2 separate regions of the Homo sapiens genome follow, and region 1 is linked to region 2. Evidence: chromatin contacts called from ENCODE Hi-C or POLR2A ChIA-PET data. All regions are on one chromosome and are shown on one strand. Each heading gives the region's core, a stretch centred on a gene start or an enhancer-like site at or near the end of the contact. The rest is flanking DNA. Distances are from core to core; before and after follow the strand shown.

Region 1 (5,582 bases), core at 1,272-3,771, 220 kb after region 2:
CAGAGCAATTGGTTTGAGAGTTTGTTTCCAATTCTTTATTTCATTATTGTGTCTAGAGACCTTGATTCACCGTATGCCCGTGGCCTTCCTGCCCTTTTCATGTAACTTGATCTCTTCTGGCCCTGCCCTCGGTGCTGGTGACAGGAGCGCCACCAGATGGCTCAGTGGGTCCAGGTTTCCACTGATGTGAGAGGCCATAGTTCACCTGTTATTTACTGTGACCTCGAAGAGTGCTTGTGACCCCTGGCTGTGGGCTTGAACTGTGGAGTCCTGACGTCTGGGTAATGGACCCCCGGGCACTGGCGGGTGCTTGGCACTAGAAGGGGCTGCTGATGGCGGGAGGAGTGGTCGGGCTGTAGGCAGAGCCTCTGACTGATGTGTCCAGATGCCGCGTTCCTTCCCTTGACAGCACCACCAGCCGAGTTCTTATCTTTCTATGGCCTGTTGAACTTCTATCTCTACACCTTGGCCTTTGTATATTCTCCATCGAAGAATGCCCTCTATGGTAAGCCACCCTGGGGTCTGGACTGCTGGCCAGTTAGCGGGCACAGAGGCCTGTGTTCATCCACGACCCACTTCCCGGGTTTCCCATTCATGTGGGCGCTGTGATTCCCAGTGACTTCTCTTGGCAGAGAGAGAGTGAGTTGAAATGTCGAGCTCTGAGGTGAGTTGGGGCCCAGCATATGTAGAACCTGCGTTGTGTCATTCCCACAGAGTTGACACACTCATTTTATTAGTGTCAGTCCCCAGCTTTTGCTGTTCAGTTTGGGATTTTTTGACTTTACAATGATGCAAAAGCAATGCACATTCAGGAGAAATCACACTTTGAATACCCAAACAACCATTCTGTTTTTCACTTTCAGTACAGCATTCAGCAAATTCATGAGAGAGTCACCATTTATTACAAAACAGGCTTTGATCCTTTGATCCCAGCACTTCTGGAGGCCAAGGCGGGAGGATTGTTTGAGGCTGGGAGTTTGAAACCAGCCTGGGGAACAAAATAGGGACCCCATCTCTCCAAAAATTTAAAAATTAGACAGGTGTGGTGACATGTGCCTGTAGTCCTAGCTACTCGGTTGGCTGAGGAGGGACGGTCGCTTGAGCCCAAGAGGAGAGGCTGCAGTGAGCTATGACACCACTACACTCCAACCTCGGTGACAGAATGAGACCCTGTCTCTTAAAAAAAAATTAAATAAAATAGGCTTTGCATTAGATGATTTTGCCCAACTATAGGCTAATGTAGTAACACTTAAGGCAGAATAGGCTAAGCTGCAATGTTCGGTGCCTTAGCTGTAGTTGATGCGTTTTTGACTTCACGATATTTTCAACCTGACGATGGGTTTATCAGGACATAACCCCATCGTAAGTCAAGGAGCATCTGTAGTAGTGTTGTTACCATTAAAAAAAAAAAAAGCCAAAACATACAAAAAGTCACCTAATAGTGAAACCAAAACAACCCTCTTGCACAGGGAATGAAAAGGATGGGAACTCTCTAGAACATAGGCAGCCCCCCGCACCCCCCGACATCTTATAGTGGGCTAGCACTTGCCCAGCACCTTCACAAACGGCGTCTCACTTAAGCTTCACAGCAACTTTATGATAAACATATAATCATGCCCGTTTTACAGAAGCAGCAGCTCGCTGCACGTCCAAGGACTGGGCGGGGGCAGGCAGGGCAGAGCCACCTCTCCTGGGGCCTATGTTCAGCTCCCCACTCCTTGTGTCAACAGGAGGCAGCTCGTGCGTGGGCAATGGCAGCCTGCCTGCTCCTTCCCACAGGCCGCCTCCCTCAGCCTTCAGGACGTCCCTGCCAGGCAGGCCAGGCCAGCCCTGTCTTGTAGATGAGAAAACAGCCTCACGAGATGTGTTCAGGTTTATACAGACATGGCAGCTCTGCGATTTGAGTCCAGTTCTTTCCAACTCCCTTCCTTTGTCCGGGACAGCATCCTGCCTGTCCAGGCTCATCACGTCAATTGCTTGAGATGCAAATGCTCTTGTTGGTTTTCAGAGTCCCAGCTGAAAGACAATCCTGCCTTCTCCATGCTGAATGACTCGGATGATGATGTGATTTATGGGTAAGTCCCTGTCCGTTAGAAGGCCGGCACACCTTGGGCATCCCGGCACGGCCTTGCATGTTTCTGAATGGGTTACTCTTCTAAAATTATTTTCAAGGTATGAAGGCATTTACCTTGGAGTGTCAAGTGGCTCGTGGTTTTCTGTTTTCACAGTATTCAGGCTTAGATGTGGTAGTAGTCCTTTCTGCTGGCTACCTGTAGGGCGTGCTGGCCACGGGAAGAACTGTGCTTTCTGGACTGATGGGCCCTGGGAACTGGGGGTCAGGGAGAGGAGGACGGGGTGAGCAGTAGCAGTTGGTGATAGAAAATTGAAAGAGCGAAGCTATGATTTAATTCCTGCTGGAATGGTGTGTCAGTGTGGAAGAGGAAAATAAAGAGCTGTCAGAAGTTAGACGGTCTCAAAGGTCTCTTTGCTCACAGGAGTGACTATGAGGAAATGCCGCTGCAGAACGGCCAGGCCATCCGGGCCAAGTACAAGGAGGAGTCAGATAGTGACTGAGCCCCGGCCAGCCCAGCGAGGCGACAAGATGCCTGGATGCTTTCCCCGGTGACCGTCTGCTGACCTTCCCCTGTTATATTCAGATTTTTCTTACAAGCAGAGATTTCCTGTTCATTTGTTTACATATTTTTTTAAAGGAAAACCAAAACTGAGGGTAAATTTAAATGTTTAGCCAAATTTATTGTCATGGTGGCTACGAGAAGAGGCATTGATAACAAGTTTCAACAGCCAAATCCTTTTTTACAGAGATTTCAGATGAGCGTGTTTTCAGTGATGAGGAAATTTCACGTTTTTAGTACAGTGAATTATGTACTTTTTTTTCCTGTAATCATTCACTGATTCCAAGTTCACGGGCAGCCTGTGACTAGGTCCTCAGCGTGACAGCATCACCCTCTTTCTTCCCTTTTCCATGGTACTGTTTTGTGACCCTTTAAACTCAAAGGGAAGCCTTATCTGTGGCTGCTTCAGGGCAGTCCTTCCTCGTTGAGTGGCCAGTGCCCTGGGTAACCAGGTGGCTGAAGTGATTGGTCAGTTATGTGGACTGCGTTTTGTGCAGTGTGTGAGTTATGACTCATCGGGAATGGGAGATGCTGGGGTTCCAACCCTTCACGTCACCAAAGGGGAAGTAATAGTGTGGAGTTCTGAGGAGGGTTTGATAAGTTGAATAAGGAAAGGCTAAGATAATTTACAGGTTACCAACTCATGTGGGGAAGGTCTTACTGCCATGGTGCTTTTCAGGGGCCTGTGTGTACACACATGATTAAATGGATTTGCCTGTGGGAGGTATGGGCAGGAGAGGAACCCTTACCATTCCAGTAAATAGCAGTTTCTGCAATTCTGTTGAATATGAAATGCCATAGAGCTTTATTTATTTATGTAAGTAAAAGCTAAATGAGGGGCCAGGTGCAGTGGCTCACATCTGTAATCTCAACACTTTGGGAGGCCAAGGTGGGAGGATCACTTGAGCCCAGGAGTTTGAGACCAGCCTGGGCAACACAGGGAGACCCCGTCTCTATAAAACATTTAGAAAGTTGGCTGGGCATGCTGGGGCATGCCCATAGTCCCAGCTACTCAGGAGGCTGAGGTGGGAGGATTGCTTGAGCCCTGGAGGTCAAGGCTGCAGTGAGCCATGATTGCACCACTGCACTCCAGCCTGGGTGTCAGAGCGAGAACCCGTGTCATAAATAAATAAAGCTACATGAAAGATTGATAGAATATTTTAGATTATTTATTGGCCAAAAGTTTTTAAAACTCATATTTGGAAGCAAAATGAAAAGCAAGTAAAATGTTTTAAATGGTTCATGGAAAACGTATTTGGGTAGAAGGCAACTCGTGCTTCCGGAAGGGGTTCCCTGTCCTCCATGTGTCCACATGGCGGTCAGGTAGGGACGACCTGTTCTGTAAAGTCCTTGGCACTGCTGAATCTGTGGCATCATAGAAGGCCCTGGAGCTTCCCCGTTCCTTTCAGTCAGGGACTCCATATAGAGTCTCATGTGGACGTCTCCCGTGCTTTCCTCTTGACCTCTACAGTCACACTTCTGTTAACATCTGGTAACTGTGGGCAACCTGACTGATGCCGTCTTGGCAATTGAGGTCCAGAAGATGATAGTTCCGCAACGCAAGCAGTACCTACTTTTTTTCTTCATCTATGCATTGACTCTCAGATTACCATGCAGAGCTTCACGTTATCATCCACGTTAAGTAGTGCTAGGTAGGACCTTAGAGATGTTCATGAGAAACTATTTGTTATGACTTTCCTTTGTATCTTTCCTTTTAATTTAAACTTTAATGATAATGTACTTTTAATATGGATTCTATTCACATTTGTTTTAAAAACCTTGTAAATATGAATGTTTAAGACAACTTACTGCAAGGGTAATTCAAGTTTACATGATTTTTAAATTTGCAATGATGTTTTTTTTATTCTGTGTATTGAAAAAAATTTTCTGTTACCAAATTTTACAACTTCTAATAAGACTACTATAACTTTATGTAAACTGATGAAGATGTGCTGATTAACATATTCTGTGATATGGTTTACAACTTTTAATCATAATTGTCCATGATTTTGGAATGCTGTTATTTATCAGTAAATGTAAAATATTTGAGGCATTTAGCCATACACACACTAGAACTTTTTAAAACTTTGTCCTATAGTGTAATTATAAACTGATGACTATTATCTTCATACATTGAGTCTTCATGCATCAATGAAATGAAAAATATAGGATTATTTATTTACTTTTTGTAACTAAGTGGGAAATAAGAAAAAAAGTTAGAAAGTACTTAAGGGGAAAATCGTTCTTACTAAGTCATGTATTTTCAACTTGTCTTCCCTGGTATATCATAAATACCGACATATTACATACCCCATGTAAAATTTTGCTTAAACTCTCTAGCACTTGGCATGTAGAATATGTACCATAGGTATCAGGTTAAAACACTAAAGTCTGCCAGAAACTTTTGACAGTAGCAAGAAAATTGTTGAAGAAAAAATAAATTATTTACTGAGGGTAGTTATGTTAAAGTTTTGCGAACTTAAAGGGCTGACTTTAGTTCCTTCATGGTAATGGCTTGAGTAACATCATCTTTGGGATTTTTTAAATACTGGTCCAGTCTAGGAGAACCTGGAAGATGACCAGAGGTATTTCAGTTTCCCTAGGGAGAGCTTCGTTATCCATGTGGATGATAAGTCTGCTTGATTTATTATTAAATCATTATAGCAGTGAAGTGGTGCCATTTTCTCTCTCTTAAGCCCCATTTGAAAGGCTAGAGAAGGGGATATATATACTATGTTCAAGGTTTGTAAGGTTGTTAATGTACATAATTGCAGATTGCAATAAAAGCTTAGATACATTTTGTAAACCCAACCCACTAAATGAGCAGGTTACAAGACAAATGTCACCAGCCTCAAGTATTTTATGAACTATTTACTGAGGGTAGTTATGTTAAATAGATTATAATGTGGTAAATTATTTCCTGAATCCTTTATCACAGGAAAAACACAG
Region 2 (5,422 bases), core at 1,223-3,722:
CAAAGGCCACAAGGAGTTTTAGACCCTGGATCCCGGACATGTTCCAAGAATCTTTTACATTATGTCAGACGTACAAGCCTTGCCTCGGCGTCTCCCAACACACACCACCAGGAACGTCTTAGTTTATTTCTCTTTAGTGTGATTTTATTTTCTTTCCTCAGAACCAGAACTAATTGATACAGTTGTTTTCTAGGACATTTTTGCATTGTAGAAGTATGACAGCAAGAACACATGCTTAAAAAGCAAAGAATGAAGTGGCTCCTCTGAGTGTTCCACCAGGTGCTCCTTGGGCAGGCGTCTCTCCCCTCTTTGTGTCCTCCCTGAATGCACCTGTTTGGTGCTTCCTGAATACTCATTGGCTGAGTGATTGACGGCCACAGGTGACAGCTTGGTTAACAGGTGCTCTGAACAAGAGAGAGAAGACAGAGCCTCTTGGACCCTGACCTAACCTTGAACTTGCTTTGTGACCTTAGGAAAGCTTATTCACCTCATTAGCCTACCTTTCCTCATCTGTGAGCCAGAGCACTAAACATTTATGTTTAGAGCTAAACAGATGTCTGTTTTAGCTCTAAATTAACTATTAATACTAATAACTACTAGATACACCAAGGGTATTTAGTTGAGAGTGAGTGAAAAGAAGTGATGAGGAAAAATGTGAATTTCACAAGTTTTCAAAGTGATTTGCAACCTCAATGAATAGTGCATGTGATTGAACATACTTTCCAGTAGAATTTTTACTCAGGAGTTTGCAGCTATGATGAGTGGAAAAGAATAGAAGTTAGAGTCATAGGGGGTACTATTCCACAGGATTTTGAGGCAGATGAATGCCTGAATATGGTCAAAAGATGAAAGTATTAACTGTTGGGTTTCCTCCAGACCGTAATTATAATGTAGCTCTTCAGCATTGTTTTATCTTGCTTTAATGGAAGAATCTTGCTGCCACTTAATAGATGAGAAGCATGGAATGGTAGTTTCGCATTCATATCAGATTTGGTGTGGAGTTCACTTTTTCCTAATTCAGGCCTGGCTAATAATATAAACTCTATCCAATAAGAAGATATATTATTTTCTGACAAAAAAGTTTGGAAAATACAGGAAGGAATGTGTAACTGTGTTTCCTGGTACATGTCCTAAGGAAGCTGGGACTAGAAGGTCACCCCCCAGCACATGCAGGTTCAGAACTGGTTAGAGGCACGGCGGTCCCCAGATTCCAGGGCTTTGACCACAGATCTGTTTTCTGAGTTCCTGTATTATCTCTAGGCCATTTCATTCACAGATTCTTGCCAACCAACTGAGATTAACTGAATTGTGTTTGAATGAGAACTGGATTTGTGAACATTCAAATGACAGAAATAAATTTGGCTATCTGAAAGTAAAATCTAAAGTTTTCTTCACATGTAGTTAGTGTTTCAGAGGGCTTAAGAGAAACTCAGTAATAGTAAAGACTACCCAACTAAAAATGGGCAAAGAATCTGAATAGACATTTCTCAAAAAACACACAAATGGCCACCAAGCACATGAGAAGATGCTCCGCATCATTAACCATCAGGGAAACACAAATCAAACTGCTGCACACTCACCAGGGTGGCTGTCATTTTTTAGAAGACAGGCAATAGCAAGTATTAGAATTTGGAGAAACTGGGAACCTCAGCCATTGCTAGTGGGGATGTAAGTTGGTGCATCATTTTGGAAACCAGTCCTGTAGTTCCTCAAAAAGTTGAACATAGAATTATCATTTGACCCAGCAACTCCACTCCTAGGTATAGACCCAAGAAAAATGAAACATGTTTATACAAAAAAAAAACTTGCACACAAAAGTTCATAGCAGTATTCATAATAGCTAAAAGTTGATGAACAGATCAACAAAATGTGGTCTCTCAATACAATGGAATGTTACTGGGCTATATTTAAAAGGTAAACACTGATACATGGTACAACATGGATAAACCCTGAAAACATGCTAAGAGAAGGAAGCCGGTCACAAAAGAGAACATATCGTATGATTCCTTTTATATGAAATGTCCAGAGTAGGCAAATCTGTAACAACAGAGAATTGGTTGCTTAGGGCTGGAGGGAAATATTGTGGGGTTGGTTGGTGGTAGCTAAAAAGTACAGGGCTTTGAGGGTTGAGGTAGATGTTCTAAAACATATTGTAAAGGTTGTACAACTCTGTGAATATACTAATAACCATTGCATTGTACACTGACAATGGGTGAATTACATATGTGAATTTTGTCCCAATAAAGCTGTTATCCAACCCCTTATCATTTGAATCAGTTTTAACATCTTACTCTTGAGAGAGAGAGAGGGAACAGATAACGGTTAATCATCTTTCAAGAATAGTTTAATAGAACAAAAGCTACAAAGTTCTCAGTCTGGTGTGGAACATTTGTGTGACGGAGCGCAGTGTACCGTATGGGCCGGGACTGTGCAGAAGGTGCTGCACGCAGAGCAAGCGGGAGTGCTTGGAACTTCAGGGAAGGCTTTACTCACCAGGCGGCAAGGGGCAGAAGGGTGTTCCTGGCCAAGGGTGGCACGAAGCATGTGGTGATGTTGCTTTTTAAGTTACAGAGTTGGGTAAGGGGTGCAAGTGGTGGGAGACAGGTCTGGAAAGGGAGATTACCTTTCAAAACATTTATCTTTTATTAAAGAGGAAACTGTATATGTAAATACTGTGCTGAAGCAGTCTTTATCTTCTGGAGTTTTGAGTTTGTGAATTAATAACACAGAGCTCTCATTTGCTGAATGTTTGCGGTGTGCCTGGCCCCGGTCTGAGGTCCTTTCTTAAGATACTCCTCACAACTCCGTGAGGGGTGTGCTACCATGGCTTGCGTCAAGCAGACGAGGAAAGGGGCAGCAAGAGGGTCCTGGTGGCCACAGCTGTGCAGCTGGTGAGTGAATGACGAGGCCCGGAGTCAGAGCCAGGCAGCCAGACTCCAGAGCCCGCCTTCCTCACCACTGACCTCCCGGTGACATCTCTGGGGGCAGCAGTCTGCAGAACCATTGTTCTAGTTGAATTTCTTCCAGCCTCCTTTTCAGGGTGCTTTTGGTTCGTTAAAATGACCACATGTGTCTACAATTAAATTGGCAATCACTTTGTTTTTCTTGCACAATTGTAGTTGTTGCTGGTTCACTTAATAAATTGCAGAATAAGAAGAACAGAGTGGTGATAATCACAGGGATTTCTTCCTTGAGCTGTGTGTATTTAGTGTTCATTCAAATTACATTTGTTTTAGGTTGAGAGAAATCCTTCTGAATAGTGATGACATTGGTTGTTCCCTGAGATGGCTTCTTGTGTAAATCTATCAACACCCTTTGGAGGGCTCCTGACTCAGAAGATGAACGTCCTTGGGATGGGCAAAGTGATGCTTGTTTTGCCTTCCCTAAAAGTAGTTCTAGGTGTAAGAAGTGATGTGACTGACTTAGGGCCTTAGATTATGGCCCAAATGTAGGCTTTCTGCAGTTCTGCCCTATGTTTTTTTGTGTAGATTTTCCTGCCTTTAATAACTTCACTGATAATAGTAACACTCTAAAATGAGAGAACATGTCTTATATTGGAGAGGGTAATAGGTTGGTATCTTTTTGAACCATCAAAGGCCTAGGTCAAAACTAACCCTTTCCTCTGACTTCTTAGTCAAAGAACATACACTTTAGCTAATACCCCAAGACAGAAGTTCTTTGGTGCTGAGAGTCAACGAGAGTCACATTCTCCTTGAAAAGGGAAGGGAAGCTCTATACCTGGATAACTGCGCAGATCCATGGCCCCATAGCACAAAATTCGGGCAACTGAGAACCCAGCTGGCCCCCAGCTGGTAATTCCTCAACATTCTGGTGTGTCCTAACATTGCCAAATAGGCTGGAAGGATTTAGAGAACAGGAAGTAAGCTACTGGGAGATAAGGCTGCAGCTGTGAATTATAGACAGGGGAGGAAATGAGAATAACAGCATTAGCAGTTTGGCTTTATTTTTAAACCAAAAATCACTGGAAAGATTTCTGTCTCTAATTTAAGGGTGTTACTCACCTTTTCGTTTATACTAGTTGGAACTCTTAGCAAAGTATGTAAATGGGACTATGTTTCCATGTACTGCTGCATCTCAACTGATTAAGAATCTTTTTTTTTTTTAGAGGTGGAGTCTTGCTCTGTCGCCCAGGCTGGAGTGCAGTGGCATGATCTCGGCTCACTGCAAGCTCCGCCTCCCGGGTTGATGCCATTCTCCTGCCTCAGCCTCCCGAGTAGCTGGGACTACAGGTGCCCGCCACCACGCCCAGCTAGTTTTTGTATTTTTAGTAGAGACGGGGTTTCACCGTGTTAGCCAGGATGATCTCAATCTCCTGACCTCGTCATCTGCCCTCCTCTGCCTCCCAAAGTGCTGGGATTACAGGCGTGAGCCACCGCACCTGGCCACTGATTAAGAATTTCTAAAAGATGAAATTGAGTCTGTGAACATTTCGTTTATCCAACAATGGCAACTGTGTTGTCATAAGACCAAAAAATCTTCAATTTCACATTAGAAATCATTTAAAAATATGTTTTGCCTCCACTCTTTTGTGTTTGTGTCATGCTGTGACTGTGCAGCCTTTTTCATGGAGAGGTTTGTTTTTGATGGATATTAAAGGCAAAAATGTAAATGTGGCTAGCCTCTCTCCTCTGGAGTATGACATCTTGTCATCAAGTATTATTTTACAGAGAGAGTCATAGTGGATGAGTATTCATTGGTATTACATTTAAATAAGGAAATAATTTAAAAACTGATCAGTCATGAACATCGTGTTCTTAATTTGTCATGTTCTATTCCACAGTGGCCATTCTGAAGTACATGAGTGACTATGGGCTTAAATAACTAATGTGTTAGGGACCAAATTGTAGCCACATGCACATTTGTGGATTCTAGTGCTTGGGTCAAATCATTGGCAGATCTGAAAGATGTCTGTGAAGTGGGCTTTTATTTACCATTTGGAAATCCTAAATTTTATGACATGTTCAATGTCATTTAAGGACTTTTGTTGATGTTGGTCTAACTTAAAAAAAAATCAGTAATTCTAATACAGGATTTTTTAAACTAAGCTAAAAAAATGAATCTGGGTTTGTTGCCCTGCTCCCCACATGAGTTGAGCCCCCTCCTTTGTCTGTGTACAAAGGACTGTATTAATGTCTGTTTAGGAAACTGAACTCCAGGGAGACAAGATGTCCTAATCGCGGTCCTTGGCACCTAACAATGTCTGGTTTATCATAGGCAGGCAGGCAGTATATGCTGTTGTTCAAATGCCTTTGGGAATTGAAAGTAAACTACTTGAGGGAGCTGCGGTGGCTCCAGCCGGTTGTCCTGGCGTACAAGGAGGCGAGGCTATGCGGTCGAGGCCAACTTAGGTAAAAGTGAAAAAAAAAAAAAAAAAAAGTAAACTACTTGAAATAGTTTCCAA

The links. A loop is a pair of places that touch in the nucleus more often than their neighbours do. ChIA-PET counts read pairs that join two places held with the same protein, here RNA polymerase II (POLR2A).
Region 1: a map of endothelial cell of umbilical vein shows a loop between it and region 2 (2.2-fold over the local background). The contact joins two enhancer-like sites. A Hi-C loop is called at or near these places in 1 of 168 maps with a recorded cell type or tissue (endothelial cell of umbilical vein). POLR2A ChIA-PET finds 5 or more read pairs at or near these places in 1 of 52 experiments (HEK293).

Annotation. Positions count from the first base shown.
Region 1 is chr6:158,629,315-158,634,896 of GRCh38, forward strand. TMEM181 (transmembrane protein 181) reads left to right here. Exons shown (of 17, transcript NM_001376852.1): 15 at 416-505; 16 at 2,009-2,075; 17 at 2,496-5,582. The coding sequence ends at 2,574. Among named protein-coding and RNA genes, the nearest start is that of DYNLT1, 13 kb to the right of the region's middle. RefSeq lists enhancers at 1,229-1,730, 1,731-2,230 and a silencer at 2,909-3,070. Within about 2 kb of position 2,522, at least 29 of the 41 ENCODE cell types and tissues checked have a DNase peak (open chromatin) inside an H3K27ac peak, as active enhancers do; they include endothelial cell of umbilical vein, where a contact is called at or near this core.
Region 2 is chr6:158,405,749-158,411,170 of GRCh38, forward strand. All of the region lies in intron 1 of TULP4 (TUB like protein 4), which reads left to right. Among named protein-coding and RNA genes, the nearest start is that of SNORA116, 85 kb to the left of the region's middle. Within about 2 kb of position 2,473, at least 10 of the 41 ENCODE cell types and tissues checked have a DNase peak (open chromatin) inside an H3K27ac peak, as active enhancers do; they include endothelial cell of umbilical vein, where a contact is called at or near this core.